2 separate regions of the Homo sapiens genome follow, and region 1 is linked to region 2. Evidence: read pairs that join two places in POLR2A ChIA-PET (ENCODE). Cell type or tissue: GM12878. All regions are shown on one strand.

Region 1 (8,000 bases), 90 kb before region 2:
GAGCTAAGGCTTGAGAACTGATACTGGGGAAGAATGGATTACCATTAGTGTTACGAGACAGAGAATTAGTAAGAGATAAAGAGATTGAGACTAAGACAGAAAGACTGAGAAACTGAGATTTAATAATTTACTGATCCCTCAGTGGAACACTGTGTGTATAGTTAAGCCACTTTATGATAAGGTTATCTGAGGGCTCATGTAACTAAACCCACCTCTCACCCATCTCTCTCCACTCCCCACACTTACCCTTACTTTACATTGGTTCATCTCTGGAGAGAATGGACTAACACTGAAGTTATTATTTATTTACCAAATACTCAGAGCAGCATCCTGTGTGCTGGGCAAGGCATACCAAAATTAGGGCAAGTTACTGTCCAATAGGAAGCTCCGTTCTGGTACAAAGTCAGCCCATGCATTCAGAAATGCATGCTTGCTTTCTTGAAATTTAGGTTAAGGGAGGGCTTATATATAGAAATTAGCTGCTGACAGAGTTTGAATGGGCTTTCAACTAAGGCATTCATTATCCATGAAGCCAACCCTTCCAATATTCCATGGCCTAGAGTTCTTTGCAAATGGCTGTTAAAAATCACATTTGGTGAAAGAACAGAATTTTCTCCTTGGTAATTCAGCTCTGAACTCACTCCATCTGTTTAGCACTTGTTGGGCCTGCGAGGATGTGCAGACACTCTCCAGTGCTGACATGGGTGGCCACCTCCCAAAGAGCAAGAAACAAACCTGCTTTCATCAGCTGCTGGCATTTATGAGGGTCTTAGGATGAAATTAAGATTTTTTTTTTTTTTGAAATGGAAGTTTGGAATAATAACAACCTTGTAGGGGGAACATGGTACTCATGTTGCTTGGGTAACATGTGGTCTAAGTAGCCAGAGGAGAAAATCCCCGGAGAGGGTTATCTCATAGATAACACCAATCATATCTGAGAGGCCAGTGAGAACAATCTTGATGCCTGCAATATTTTAATCTATAACATGGGATGTCACCAAATAATGTGCTGGAAAACAACAGAGAAACATAAAGACACCAAATGAAAAAGCAGATCTCCCTTCAACTTTGAGAATGAGAAGTTACAAATCATCAATGTCTAGCAAAGACATATTCCAACAACGGTGCTCATTTTTTTGAATAAATAAACACCAGGGAACTAGCCTGGGAAACCTGAAACAGAACCACATCTTCTCTCAACTAAAGGCTTATTAACAGCATATGTGGGGACAAAGGATAGGAATATTCTGAGGGCAAGGAGAGTAAAGTTGCATTTATTGATCAAACTCCTACCAAATGCCAAGCACCATATGCATCGATTATCTCATTTAATCCTCTCAAAAAACACGACGGTACATATTATTATCCCAATTTACAGATAGGAATCTGAAGTTTATCAAGATTAAGCAACTTTCCAACTGAACAGGGCTTTAAAGACAGGACTCTAATTTCTAAGCTGTGTTTTTCTGCTATATGCATTGCCCATAGCCCCACAAAAGGACAGAAAGAAAAATCTAGAGGAAAAAAATCAGATCTCTGAAAACTGTCTATAAATTCCCCACAATAAAAATAACAATAACCATGATATCCTAGCACCTCTTTAGGTATATGTGTACATAACTTGCAACATATATATATGAGAAATTACAAATCATCAATATTTAGAAAGATGTATTCCAAAAAAGGTGCTCATTATATACATATGTGTGTGTGTGTGTGTATGTGTGTGTGTATACACACATATGCTTAATGTAATCTTCTTAACAATCCTATCAGGTATCATGATTGAGGTGAGGATGCTGAAGCTGAGTTAGGGACATGCTCAGGTTTACACAGCAACTAAATAACCAAACTGAGATCCAAACCCAGATTTGTCTGGTCCCCAAACCCCTGGACTTCCTATCATATTGTTCTACCTTTTCCATCCCTTTCAACTGGATGTGAAGGTGAACCAGAATCTGAAACTTCAGCTCTAAAGAGGCTGAAAAGAATATGTCGTTCCCTGCCCTCCAATACCTCTGCTTTGTACCTACTGGACACATGGCAGGCCTTGGTGGCCAGTGTCCACAGTAAAAGTTAGTGACTTGAAAGGCATGTGCAGCAGGCAATGCCAAGGGAACTTTTCTTTCTTCTTTTTTTTTTTAAAGAAACACAGTCTTGCTCTGTTGCCCAGCCTGGAGTGCAGTGGTGCAATCATAGCTCACTGCAGCCTGCAACTCCTGGGCTCAAATGATCCTCCCTTCTCAGCCTCCCAAGTAGCTGGGATTATAGGCATGAGCCACTGCACTTGGCTCCATTTTTTTTTAACAGGAACTCTTGTGAGTCAATCACACCTCATAGATATGCTTGCCCCTTTTCCTTTTAGTGCAGGCTCTGGCACCAGCGTGACTCCCTGAAACCCACTTGGTGGAAGGGATGACAGCACTGGAGAGGATGCCATGAATATGGAAGTCCCTGTGTTTTAATTTGCCTAAAAATCTGCATGTTGTTAAAACAAATGTAGAAATTAGCCATATGGGAACCTAGCTTGGGTACATATCTTCATCTGTCACCACATTTGGGGGTGGAAATAGTACAGGATCATTTGCAGTGCTTAGACTTGTAGAGAGGGAGAAAAGTCCACTTGGAAGCAAGCTAATGCTGCACACGTTTATGCGTTTGACCTCACAATATGGTAACTAATGATGGTTCTGCAAATAGACTTAGGAAAATAGATGAATGATTACAGAGGGAAGAACCCAGCAAGGGTGATGAGCTTCGTTTCGCCTATGTTAGCCCTTAATCCTTAACAGGACAGCCAGCACAAATTCTATACAGCTTGCCTAAATAGATGAAATCTACACCTTATTCTGAATTCAAATCTTAGACCCAGTGCATATAATACACTGCCTTAATAGCTTTCCAAACTCTCATTTGGCCTCAGTTATACAACCAGCTGACACTGAAAATAATTAATGCCCTTTAGGACTCGCATCTGCTCCTATGGTTCCAAGTCAAGGTTTTTAATTGGGCTATTTTGGCATTTGGAGACAATGGCAAGGTGAAATAACCTTTCTTTAATATTTTTGAGGTCAGCAGATAGTCCTGCCAAAGGTCATCCTTCAGGTTCACAAATGAGTCATTTGTATCACCTAATGCAATCTGTGACTCGCAAATTGCACTGGGCTGTGTTAGCGTGCATTAATTAGTCCATGTGATGAATACTGAATTCATCATTACCAGCCGGAGCTTGTAGAGATGTACCAATACTTGTTTTGGCGGTTTGTGGTTGCTTATTTTTACTTTGCACTCCACTTCCAACCCTGGTCTGAGATCTTCAACACCGCAAGCCCAATAATTGGCACAGCAAAGTTAACCCTCTCCCTTATGACATGGCCAGAACCTGGGGAAAGATTCCCTGGCACAAACATATTGCAAAGCACGAAGCAACCACAGTTGCTCTATCTTTGGTTTATTGAACCTGTAAAACTCAGCATCAAAAGATGATTCCCTTTTGCCTCACGATCCATAGCATTCCTAATCTTCTAAAAGAGAGAGAGAGACAGAGACAGACAGCGAAAACTCCTGTTTCAAACACCTTGCTCAGAGCAGTGCTCTTAGTTGTGCTGGGTTCTCTCAGCTGCTTGGCAGCTACTGCCTATAATGAAGGCATTATTAATTTCAGTTTCAGGGGATAGAAAATCAGGATGTGGACACTGTATGGCTATACCATCTGTGCCGTTGACATATATTGATTCATACCTTCTTCCCATCTGTCCTTGACATTGTGCAGTAACAGAGGTCACAGTCTTCTCTTTCCTAGAATTCTCCCCAAAAGCAACTTTCTACCCAGTATCCTCTCAGTGATTTGATTTGGTTGCTATTGTGCACTTCTAAGGAAGCTGGTGGCAGAGTGTCTGCATCTGTCATCCCCCAGGTAAGTCCCTTTGACCCAACATAACAATAACCGACCACATCAAAAGGGTGTAGGAAAACAATAGTTCTTCCACTTTGCTGGAAGACAGAGTCAGCAAGGGGCAGACATTTAAAATAGATCTTCCATTTCTCCAGAATTTTGTGGATAACAAAGAGAATTAATGCATCACTCTAGAAATTAGCACATTCATTTTATACAGAAAGGTACAGTAGCCAATTAAATTACACACAGCAGATCTAAGGGTTGGAAAAGTAGATTTACGGAAAGTTAAGAAGCTGAAAAACAGCAGGTGGGTATGTCTTGCTCTACATTATGGACACTAAGAGAAAAATTAAGTCTCCAGTTACTGGGATATATGTGTGTCTTATGTTTAATGTGCATTTTTTGAAAAAAGAACTGTTCAGGTTATTGTCACTTCAGAATTGAGAAAGCCTGAGCCAGATTTCAGAGGGATTTTATTTCAAGGACTATCATTTATTTTATTTTACTCTTTTTTCTAACCACTCTCTGTCCAGGTGGAATGAGACACACAAATAACTGAATTCACAATGGACTTTTTGAGAATTCAAGTGGCCACTTGTATCTGCAAAGTAAGAAGTAAGTGGCTAATTGCAGCCGAAATGAATGGCTGAGCCTACAATTAGCCAATTAGGTGGTCTATTAGCAGGAGGGGCGATTTGAACGCAGAAAGCCCCTCCGTGGAGCCCGAAGGCCTTGGGGCTTTCCAGCAAAACCCAGGAAGAGCGTTAGCCTCTTCATCAAAGCAAAGCTAGACTGCTCAGAATCAGAGAACTGTCAGTTTATTCCTAAAGCTCTAAAATTCTCCAGGTCCAGGTGATAAGTAACACCCTTCCAATGGGGGTAAAATTTTTTTAAAGATTTTAACAGCTGCCTGAAAAGCTTCCTTTTCAAAGTATATCCCCAACCTTACTTTATCCATAAAAATCATCTCCTCCTCTCTCTCCTTCTCTTAAAATTACAGATTAAAACTTATCTGGCATTCTCATCCCATATTTAATGATGAAAATGAATCCATCTTTCAGTTATTCCTTAGAGAAAATATTGCCACTTTCAAAATATTTTAAGAAATTTTGCCTTATTATGGAGGGTGGGTCTCAGATCGCTCCATCAATTTTATTACAAAACAGGAAATTTAGTTTTGTTGAAGCCATGTAGCTCTGCTGAGCTTCTGCAATATCGGGCAAAGAATGAAAGTGCTGGGTGGCGGGAGGTGGGATTTGAAAAAAGCCACGTTATACCAAAGGGATATACTATTAGTTTCCTTAAGTCTGCTCTAGAGGAAATAGCTTAAATCAAGAAACTGGACAAGCCACGCCTCTTCTGGGTCTCAAATTGTACCCATGTGTAAAACCAGTGCCCAGCCCATTTCACTGTAAGGTCCCTTTCAGATCCAAGTCTCAATGATTCTGAATCAACAAATCTCAAATTTCGTGAACTAGTGATGGACCAGTCAAAAGGAAGATTCAAAAGCAATTACCTCTGAGCTCAAAAGCCAAACCTGGGCATTGTTTACTGCCTCTTTCTTTTAGCCTTTTTTGGGTACAGCAACATTTTAATGGTCTTACTTGAAACTACATTCACACAGAGTTGTACTGTTTTAATCACTAGTTTTAAGCCCTTGAGACCTTCTCCGCAGCTCAGATGTGTTATTCACAAAACATTGTCCCTTGTGAGAATGACAAGACAAAGTTTTTAGTCATCTAACTTTTTATCCCCTAGCATTCCACTCCTGGGTTCACCCTGGGGCTCAGGCAGCCCATCTACATCAGCTCTGCCCCATGATGGGTAAACAATTTGCCGAGAAGGCAAATTACGTGGTGGGCTGTTGTTCCATTTCACCTGCAGTCTTTCTGCCTTTTCGCTGTGAAAGCTCACTACCTTCCTCATGCCAGATGCTGCAGAGTGGAAGGAGGTTTTCCACGCAATTCCCTCATGTCTCTGTAACATGCAGGTCCTTTCAGTGTGTTGCAAAAGCCACATCGTAAGGTCCTGGCAGAACACAAATCCCTGGATGCCACTGGACAAAGAAAATCTCCTTCATTTGTTCAACATAGACATAGATGCAGAGGGCAAATCCTTCTCTCCCCACACCAGCCACAGCTGAGTGAGGCAGCATCATAGGTCTGTTTCCTACACCTTTCTCCATGTGGCATTCAGAATGATCTTTTAAAAATGATAAACTGGGCCGGGTGCGGTGGTTCACGCCTATAATCCCAGCAGTTTGGAAGGCCGAGGCGGGCGGATCACGAGGTCACGAGATCGAGACCATACTGGCTAACACGGTGAAACCCCGTCTCTACTAAAAATACAAAAAAATTAGCCGGGCGTGGTGGCGGGCGCCTGTAGTCCCAGCTACTCCGGAGGCTGAGGCAGGAGAATGGCGTGAACCCAGGAGGCGCAGCTTGTGGTGAGCCGAGATCGCGCCACTGCACTCCAGCCTGGGCAACAGAGCGAGACTCTGTCTCAAAAAAAAAAAAAAAAAAAAAAAAGATAAACTGAATCACGTGCCCATCCTTCCTTTCTGTAGTTTAGCCTCCCCTCTAAATGGTTTTTGCTGCTTTTAGAAGGAAATCCAATCTCTAGCATGGCCCCACTCCTGCCTACTCCTCTACAGCCATCTCTTGCCACTGTGTGCAGCTTTCTTTCTGTTCCTCAAATAAACTAAACTCACCCCAATCTCAGGGCCTTTGCACATGCTGTTCCCACTGCCTGAAATAGTTCTCCTCACACCCAAAATCAATGCATTCACCAGCTGGGTCGCCTTTCTGGAAAGGGAATCTCTCACTGCCCAATCTAAAGTAATCCCTATCGGTGGCCATGAATCACCTCTTTATGAAATCAACCTGCTTTATTTTCCTCACAGCACATATCACTTTTATCTTATTGTCTAGCTCCCTGCTAGGATGCAAGAGCTATCAGAATAGGGGCCTTGTCTGCCTGTTCACCTCTTTATTGCCAGGAATAAAGCAAACACAGAGTGAATATACAATAAATATTTGTTAAGTAAATGAATGGTGCATAACTGGATAGATAAATGGAAGATTTCCTGGCCTCCCTTGTGGCCATGTGACTAATTCTGACCAATGGATGCATGGAGAAGTGATAAGTGTAACTTCCTCAAAGATCTCCAAAGGGAAAGGGCTCCCTCTTCTTCTCTCCTTCCTCCTTCCACTGGCCACCATGTGCAGGTAAAGGCTGAAGCTCCAGCAACTCTCTCTGATGGTTAGGTGACCTTGGGAATTGTAGCCATGCACAACAGAAGAAAATAGAAACCAGGGCCCCAACATCACAGAGCCACACCCCACACTGCACCATCTCCAGATTTCCTAAACAGGAAAACAAACAAATAAGCAAGCTTCTGTTACTTAAGCTACTGTTATTTGGTAGGAGTGTGGTGGGTGGAGATGAGTGGGAATTAATTACAACCTAACTTAATTCTAATTAATATATCAACTGTTTTTAAACTGAGAAGGTCATGCTCTTGGAAGAGAATCAGTGTGCTAATACATAAGAACAGAAACAGTCCACAATATTATTCCCACTACCCATGTGTCCAGGAACAAAGTTTGGTGGGCTCTAAAAAGAAAATGAATCAAAATGGTACAAGAGGAATTTCTTTCAATAGCTTCAAAGTTGGAGGTTTACTTCAAGACAAAATTATAAAAGCAAATAGTGCCTGCTTAATACATTTTATTTATACTTCCACCATTGAAATGTGCCTTTAATATAAGGGTTATATTTCTAAACCCCCAAAAATCCTTTCCATAACTATTATTCTATAAAAATAATAAAGCCTAACTCTTCATATCTATGTGTATTTCAACAAGTATACCAAGCACCCTAGCTCATTTCTATTTAGGTCTACTTATAAGCAAATGATAGCGCATTTGTTATATCTTAATAAATGCATCCCCTGTGATGTCAAAATTTAATATTAACTTTTGCATATTGATTCTGAAGGTAACAATAAGAAACAATGACATCACCATACACATTAGGATTATTAGATGTCAAAATGTTCCAACCCAGTATATTATTAGAAATAACTATCTTATTGGCCGGG
Region 2 (8,000 bases):
TCTAAGATTGTAATCAGAGCAACAGTTGAAGATTTATATTCAAAGGTGTTCATCACATGATATTTATAACCATGAAAAACTGGAAATAACTAAAATATCCAATAGCGAGGATCTTTTTAAAAATCACACACACACACACTTTAGTTAACAAACAGATGAGGAGACTGATATGAAAGAAAATAAAAGAAAAAGAGAAAATACACCTCAAATGCATTTATCTGGGAGTTGGTGTGAATAAATCATTTTGGTCTCCTTTTTAAACGTTTTCTTTTCTTTTTCTTTTCTTTTTTTTTTTTTTTAAGACAGAGTCTTGCTCTGTTATGAAGGCAGGCTGGACAGCAGTGGCACAATCTGGACTCACTGCAGCCTCAGCCTCCTGGGCTTCAACGATTCTCCCGCCTCAGCCTCCCAAGTAGTTGGGATTCTAGGTATGCACCACCACGCCCGGCTAATTTTTTTGTTGTTGTTGTATTTTTAGTAGAGACAAGGTTTCACCATGTTGACCAGGCTGGTCTCAAACTCCTGACCTGACGTGATTCGCCCACCTTGGCCTCCCAAAGTGCTGGGATTACAGGTGTGAGCCACCGCGCCCAGCCTAAACATTTTCATATTTTCCAAGTCCTCTATAACAAGTAATATTAGCAAAGGGACACTTTAAAAATGTCAAAATGGCTTTTATCAGTTTAAATTCTAATTAACATTATCTCTTTTAGACTCAAGGAATGTAAGATGCTGGAAGTAGGAGGTGATTTTGACCTTGGCCAGGGGGAAGCTCAGCCAGTGGAAAGCTCTCCCAGCCTCATGCTCTCCTCAACTACAGGAGCTCTGCTTTTATTTACTTTAATTATATTTTTAACTTGATGTCAAGCCAAGCCCTTTTTAATTTATGAAGGAGAAAACCCCCCAGAAAAGTTAGAAGTCTTGCCTAAAGTCACACAGCTTGTTAGTTGAAGATCTCATATTAAAACTCAGATGTCTTCATTCAGATAATCCTGTGTCCACTTTGTGGTTCTGTCTGTCCAACAAAGAGCGCATGTTTTCTGTTAATTGTTTTATAGTGTTAAGAGACCCACACAGAACTACCCAAATTGTCTTGCACAGTATTTCCTCCTTCAAAACCTACCCTCAACCTCGTGATTGTGTGGAACTTGACAAAAGAGCCTCGTTTAAGAAATGCCACTAGAAGCCAGTTAACAATAAAATATCACACTTTCTTTACTATGCCAGCCCTGGTCTTAAAGTATCTTTGTAAATGATCATGTCTCCTTAAACTTTAGAGTGAGAATTCATACTATGAATACGAAAAAGATGGCAGACTTACTGAGGACAACTTCCTGTTATCCAGGAGATAACTATTTTAGACATCACACAAAAAACAAGCAAAAAAAATTAGCTGGGCACGGTGGTGCACACCTGTAGTCCCAGCTACTCAGGAGGCTGAGGCAGGAGAGTCCCTTGAGCCAAGGAAGTCCAGGCTGCAGTGAGCTGAGATCTGCACTCCAGCCTGGGCAAGAGAGCAAGACCCCATCTCAAAAAAAAAAAAAAAGCAAAAATAAATTAAAGATGATATAGTACGTGATATTAGCATAGCTGACACTTGTTTTTTCATGCAAAAGAAACGTGGAAAACCTCAAAATTATTTCATTTTATCTCTGCATAATTTGTGGTTAGATTTTGAAAGTGCATCAGAACTTACTCCCTTTGCAATTATGTATGACTTACTCAAAATCTAAAATTCAGGCAATCCTCAAAATATTAACCATTGTACCAAAATACCAAATACAGGCTTGACACTTAAGTACTAAGCTAATGCTGAAATCATATTTGAATGATGATGCCAGGTGAGCATGAAAGTATACAGCCCGAAAGAGTAAAGTCTAATTATTGAAACAAAAGACAGAAGTTATGCTAAGTCATGGGCAAATTTTCAATAAGGTATCTGACCAAAAAAAGTCACGATATCCTCGCAGATGAGATGGAGATGAGTAGGAGGGTGGACAGACACAGACAGAGGAATGTAGTTTGCAGAATTCTGATCTGGATAAATAACCTTACCTACAGAGGTTACCAAAAGCTCTATGGGCAAATGCAAAACCAATTTCTGCTCTTGCAACACCTTCAGTATATTACCTGTCCACTATTTACACAATTGCTTCTTCTGTGTTCTATTGTTCCAAAAATTATTTATCTTTTTGCAAACAAAGAGGAAATGGTCTATGCTAGGTTTAAAACCCCGGAAAATACTCCCCCCCAGAAGCATGACTAGTTTGCATCTTTTGGACAGCTAAGATCAAAGTGATTTAAAATGTTTATTTTTAAAGTAAACCATTTATACTGATCTTTGAAAAAGCTCTTTCGCCCTTTAAGAACTGTATTTGTCTCCACAACTCTTTTAGAGACATACTAAAGTCACACTACATTCAAGATGGCACCATCAGAATTGTCCTGCCTGATTTATCTGACACCATCTCAATGTCAGCTCCACAGGGAGTAGATCCAAAGGAGGGCAGGGAAACGCATAAGGCTGGACCTGTACAGCAAGAGCCTCCATGAGCCCCGTAACGAGATGATGTACGCCACAGGGCTCTTTAATTGAAAAAAGCTGCAAAGAAACAATACCAAGGGGAAATCATAAACAGTGTTTTTTGGGATCACTTAAGAAAGTAACCTTCGTGAATCTCCAACTTCTGTTTACAGAGAAGGAAGTTACAACTTAAAGTCCAGTTCCTTGCAAATTATAGACACACACCATAAAACAGTAGATACAAAATGCCACAAAGACTTTGCGGGGAGGGTGAGCCCTGCTCCCTTTCCTTTTCAAATCTGGAGTGTGATTTGAATTGCATCAGGGTCACCGTATCTGGAGGAGTTTTCCCAGCCGCCTAACTTTATTTCACATCTCAAGCACAACGCTTCTTTTATGAAAACCCAGCTTAAATATTAATGCGTGTTTTCTTAAGGAAGTTGAAGGCAAATCAACTTCCTGGTACCCAGGGTATCTGATTTCTAAAATGGTCTAACACTGATTGTCACAGCTCCGCCAGATGTGAAGGGTGAAGCTCTGTAAAAAACGGAAAGGCCAGCTTTCAGGCTCTCTGCTGTGCAGGTCCCACGCCTCCCTGAGCTGCATCCTCTGAGAGTATATTTTTGTTAGCTGGCTGCCGGAAGCCCTCAACTGCCCGAGTTGTTTTGCGATCCTATAAGGACCTTCCCAGCCCTGCTGTCAGCCCTGAAATTAAGAGTGTGTTTGTGTTGGTAAGTTTGGGGGGCTGGTTAAAATAATAAGTATTTTCATCAACATCGCTGTTTCAGCAGAATGGAAGCGGGTGGGGTACCAGAGCAGGGCTCCAAAGTTTGCTAAAAAGCCTATTTTGAGAAAACCTTTGTTCTAAATACTCTTGTTACCTCCTGCATCAAGAAACAATGTCTTTTGTTAGAACCCCCCCTTCTCTGACTGCTGCGTTTGTTTACTGACATTTTCAATACTGGGCAATACAAAGAGCATTTCCTCATATTAACTCCAAATGTCACAAAGAACAAAATCTGGTTCTAAAGAAGCCTGTCTAACCAGATAAGATGGGTTCTGCTAAGAAAAAATATAATGAAAATAAATCTTGCGCTTTAATGTGGCCCACATAGCCTTTGTGGAGCCTTTTCTTTGACTTTCTTGCTGTGTCATTCGGAAGCCACTTGGCTTTGCATCACTCTAACCAAGAGAGACCTTACTGCAATGACCCTGGTCTCTGCTTAGAAAATGCTGACATGTGGCCGGGTGCAGTGACTCACGCCTGTAATCCCAGCACTTTGGGAGGCCAAGGCAGGCGGATCACAAGGTCCAGAGTTCAAGACCAACCTGGCCAACATGGTGAAACCCCATCTCTACTAAAAATACATAAATTAGCTGGGTGTGGTGGCACGCGCCTGTAATCCCAGCTACTCGGGAGGCTGAGGCAGGAGAATGGCTTGAACCCAGGAGGCGGAGATTGCAGTGAGCTGAGATCGCGCCACTGCATTCTCGCCTGGCAACAGAGACAGACTCTGTCTCAAAAAAAAAAAAGAAAAAAGAAAAGAAAAGAAAAGAAAATGCTGACATGTGATTTGAAGAACATTTGGCTTCCATATTAGTTAAGAGTCTAATCATGGCCACTGCCATGGGCTGAATTGTGTCCCATTCCACTCCAAAATTCATATGTTGAAGTCCTAACCCCCAGTACCTCAGAATGTGACTGTATTTGGAGAGTCTTTTTTTTTTTCTTTTTTTAGACAGGGTCTCACTCTGTCACCCAGGCTGGATGGAGTGCAGTGGTGAGATCTCAGCTCACTGCATCCTCAACCTCCCAGGCTCAAGCAATCCTCTCACTTCAGCCTCCTGAGTAGCTGGGACTACAGGCAAGCCACTATGCTCTGCTAATTTTTGTACTTTTTTTTTGTAGAGTTTTGTAGAGAAAGGGTTTCGCCATGTTGGCCAGGTTGGTCTCAAACTCCTAGCCTCAGGCAATCCTCCCAACTTGGCAACCCAAAGTGCTGGAATTATAAGCATAAGCCACTGCACCCAGCCTTGGAGACAGGGTCTTTAAAGAGGTCATTAAAATTAAATAAGGTCATTGGGGTGGGCCTTAATCCAATATGACTGGTGTCCTTATAAGAGGAAGACATTAAAACACAGACATGCCCAGGGGAAGACCATGCAAAGGCACTGGAAGAAGACGGCGTCTACGAGCCAAGGAAAGAGGCCCTCAGAAGAAACCAACCCTAACAGCACTTTGATCTCAGACCTCTGGCCTCTAGAAGTGTGAGGAAATAGATTTCTGCTGTTTAGGCCACCTGGTCTGTGGTACTTTGTTATGGCAGCCCTGGCAAACCAGTGTGCCCATCATGCAACTGCTAAGCTTTAAATATATATTTATATTAAAGTCCTTTTTGAGCAGCCCTTCTAAGTTACCAGAGGATGATCCATAAGTAATATATGAATTTTCAAATTGGTTTATTCTGCGGATATTTGTGAAGCACCACGGCAAGCACAGGGAACAAGAAGGTCAGCAAAAGCAGACACAGGCCCTGCCCTCAGTGAGCTTACAGACTAAAGGAGGCAGGCATGAATCAAATAGTCTCCTAAGAGGACTCTAGGCATGTCTCTGAAGGACACAGGCCCAGTGTTATAAGAGTGAAAACAAAGAAGCCTGACAACTCAGGAACTCAGAGAGGCTTTCCTGGAAATAGCATCTGAAGGACGAGGAACACTTGAAGAGGCAGAGAGGCAAGGAAGGCACTCCAGGTAGAGGGGTCCAATTGCAGAAGGACCCCAAGGTACAGGGAGCATGAATGAGGCTGGAGGGCCCACAATGCTGTGCCTGAGATCCAGGCTGAGGCTGGTGAGGCAGAAGATCAGACCACTGGAGCCCTGTGGTGGTGCAGTGGAGACTGATCCAGATGGGTTCATCCAGTGGGAAACCAATAAGGACTTTAGCTTAACACCCCCACCCATCCCTATCGGCTGTACTAACACCTTGAGACTGATCCAAACTGAAGGCATAACACTCTCTGTCCCATGCACACCTATCCTTCCAGCTCACACTCCTCCCAAGCAAAGGTGTTCAATTTTAACACCACTTTTCAGCGCTCCAAAGAAGAGTTCCAACTTCTGGCTGAAAAAGTATGCCTCTCTCCTAAGCCAATCTAAAACAGTGGTAACCTGGATAGATATAAATATAGATCCAGATGTGAAATTTCCCAATTAGCCCACTCCTTTAAAGGGTAAGTTCCAAATTATTTTAAATTATAGTTACATCAACATTGGGCTTCCTAAGCACACAACATAAAATTGAGTTCTACAGAGAAAGGAACCATCTGTGAGAGTATCAACAGAAAGAGAAAGAAAGTCAACATTATCTTTTATTATTTCTTCTTCAAACTTTTAAAATTTCATGATCAGTGAATCTTACCACCTCAGCCTGACAGAAAAATAGATATTAAACTAAAGTTACATGGCAGGCAGAAGATTCCAAAGTATTATTTAATAGTGAAAACAGATCACGAAGGAGAAAATATAGAAAGCAAGCATGTTTCTCTAGTGACTATGTTACCATGTCCCCAAAATTAACAGAAATACGGAAGGCTTTGCCATGTTTTAATTAAAAAGAGCTATGTTTTAAATGATGCCAACTATAGGACATTATGCTAAATGCTTTCCAAAGTCTCACTTACTCCTCATGACACCCCTAACTAGAGTTATCCTAACTCCAGGAGTGTTATGAGGCACAAGTGAGAACAAGTAATCATCATTTTCATTTTATAGATGAAAAAGCAAGAGGAATCTAAGTGACTTGCCCAAAGTCACTATGGTGACAAGGTCTATTGCTGACCCCAAATATCTCTTTGCTCTTTCATATGAAGTTATAACATCCTCAATGTTTATTTGAGTACATGGCTGCCCATAATAAAAACTGTATTTCTCAAACTTCCTTAAAGCTAGGTAACCATGTGACCAATTCCTGGCCAATGAGATGAAAGCAGGGTGCTATCTGTAATATGCAAGCCGTATCATTAAGAGGAAGGGTCTGCCCTGCCCCTTTCCTTCCTCCATTCTGCTGCTAGGAATATTGCTGTAATGGCTACAGCTCCATCTTGGAGAACAGGGATGAGACCACCCTCTAGGGATGGCAGAAGAATATGCTAGAGGGAACCTGGCTGGAGGGCTTTGGGGGAAAGAGCTTCCACCTCAGGTCTAGGCTGCTTACTTCCAGGCTTAATTTATGTGAGAGTAATAAACTTCTGCCTTATTTAGGCCACTCTTGTTTTGTTTTGGGTAGGGCCAGAGGCTCCCTCACTTGCAGCCGAATCTAACTATGGCTGATGCAGTCACCTAAAGAAAGGCATGGAACACTGAGCAAATGATTTAATCTCTCTCAATTTTCTAATCCGTGAAAGAGGATGAGTAAAACCTACCTCAGAGTATTGCATGAATTAAATGTAATAGGATGTAACTTTAATATGTAGCACAGTCCCTGGCATATCATAAACCCTCAATGTCAGCTACTGCCACTAAGTTCCTCGCACAACAGAACTCATGGTGAACTCCCACTAAATGGATGAATTTCACTGTATTCCCTGCAACAACCAGGAAGCTCCAACATCCAGCTATACTTAAGGTTGAGGGCCTCATAACTGACACTCTTGGAAGCTGCAGGAACTCAGCTTGGAGCTGATCTTGAAGCAACTTCTAGAGATAAGGTGAGCGTGGCTGAAGTGAAGCCAAATACCTGGAGGACCTGAACCTCAGGCTGGGAAGTTGTCTTGGGCCGGGCTGTTCTCTTCAGGATGCCTGTCTGCTGCCACCTCCATTTCCAAAGAATGCCTCCCCATGCCAGGCCAGACCTCTGCTCCTTAACTTCAGGAACACTGAGACTATTTAAACTTCAGTGGGTTTTCTCCCCATCCCACCAAAGCCCACATGAAGAACACACATTATTCTGTAAGCACTGGGGACAGTGGCTATACGGTCCGCATCTTTGTGTCCAACCACCTGGAGTTGTGCTCTAAGAACTTGTACACATTTAAACGAGTTCCATTTAGCCACAAAGTCGGGTCCTAGACTTAGCCTGAAAAGCAAAAATCACGTGTAGTCAAAACTACCCTTGAAAATCACTTAGATTACCCATAAAACACCACACATGTGGATTTGTGTTTACAGCCTACTAAAATTTGAGCACCACTGAGCTGGACCAAAGAAAGGAACAAAAGGAAAATCCATATGCCCATATCTGGGCACTCTAACTATCCTGTCTTTAAGAAAATTGTTAAATCCTTAGCATGTCTGGAGGTGGGTAGAGACTGTCAAGTGTTCCTCCTTGCCTCTCTTAAGATTAAGCACATAAAACCTCAGTAGAGGTTACTAGATGTGTTTCATGAGGTGAGAATTAAAAGAGGTGATGTCTGTACAAACATTCCATACAGAACCTAGTCCCTAGAAAGTAAAGCAATAACATTTCCTGGACTTGAAT

Evidence for each region. ChIA-PET counts read pairs that join two places held together with the same protein. Peaks named below come from ENCODE experiments on the same cell type or tissue, not always from the same donor. Only the 100,000 strongest peaks of a DNase experiment are listed, where the experiment ranks them.
Region 1: POLR2A ChIA-PET joins it to region 2 with 15 read pairs; 3 of 35 experiments call an interaction of 5 or more read pairs at or near these places.

The regions. Positions count from the first base shown.
Region 1 is chr5:158,918,451-158,926,450 of GRCh38, forward strand. The region is part of intron 6 of EBF1 (EBF transcription factor 1); the gene reads right to left. Among named protein-coding and RNA genes, the nearest start is that of EBF1, 180 kb to the right of the region's middle. In GM12878, no CTCF peak of the experiment used is centred here; DNase peaks (open chromatin) are centred at 3,189 and 5,625; H3K27ac peaks cover 2,849 bases.
Region 2 is chr5:159,008,241-159,016,240 of GRCh38, forward strand. The region is part of intron 6 of EBF1 (EBF transcription factor 1); the gene reads right to left. Among named protein-coding and RNA genes, the nearest start is that of EBF1, 88 kb to the right of the region's middle. In GM12878, no CTCF peak of the experiment used is centred here; a DNase peak (open chromatin) is centred at 3,071; H3K4me3 peaks cover 2,183 bases; H3K27ac peaks cover 2,653 bases.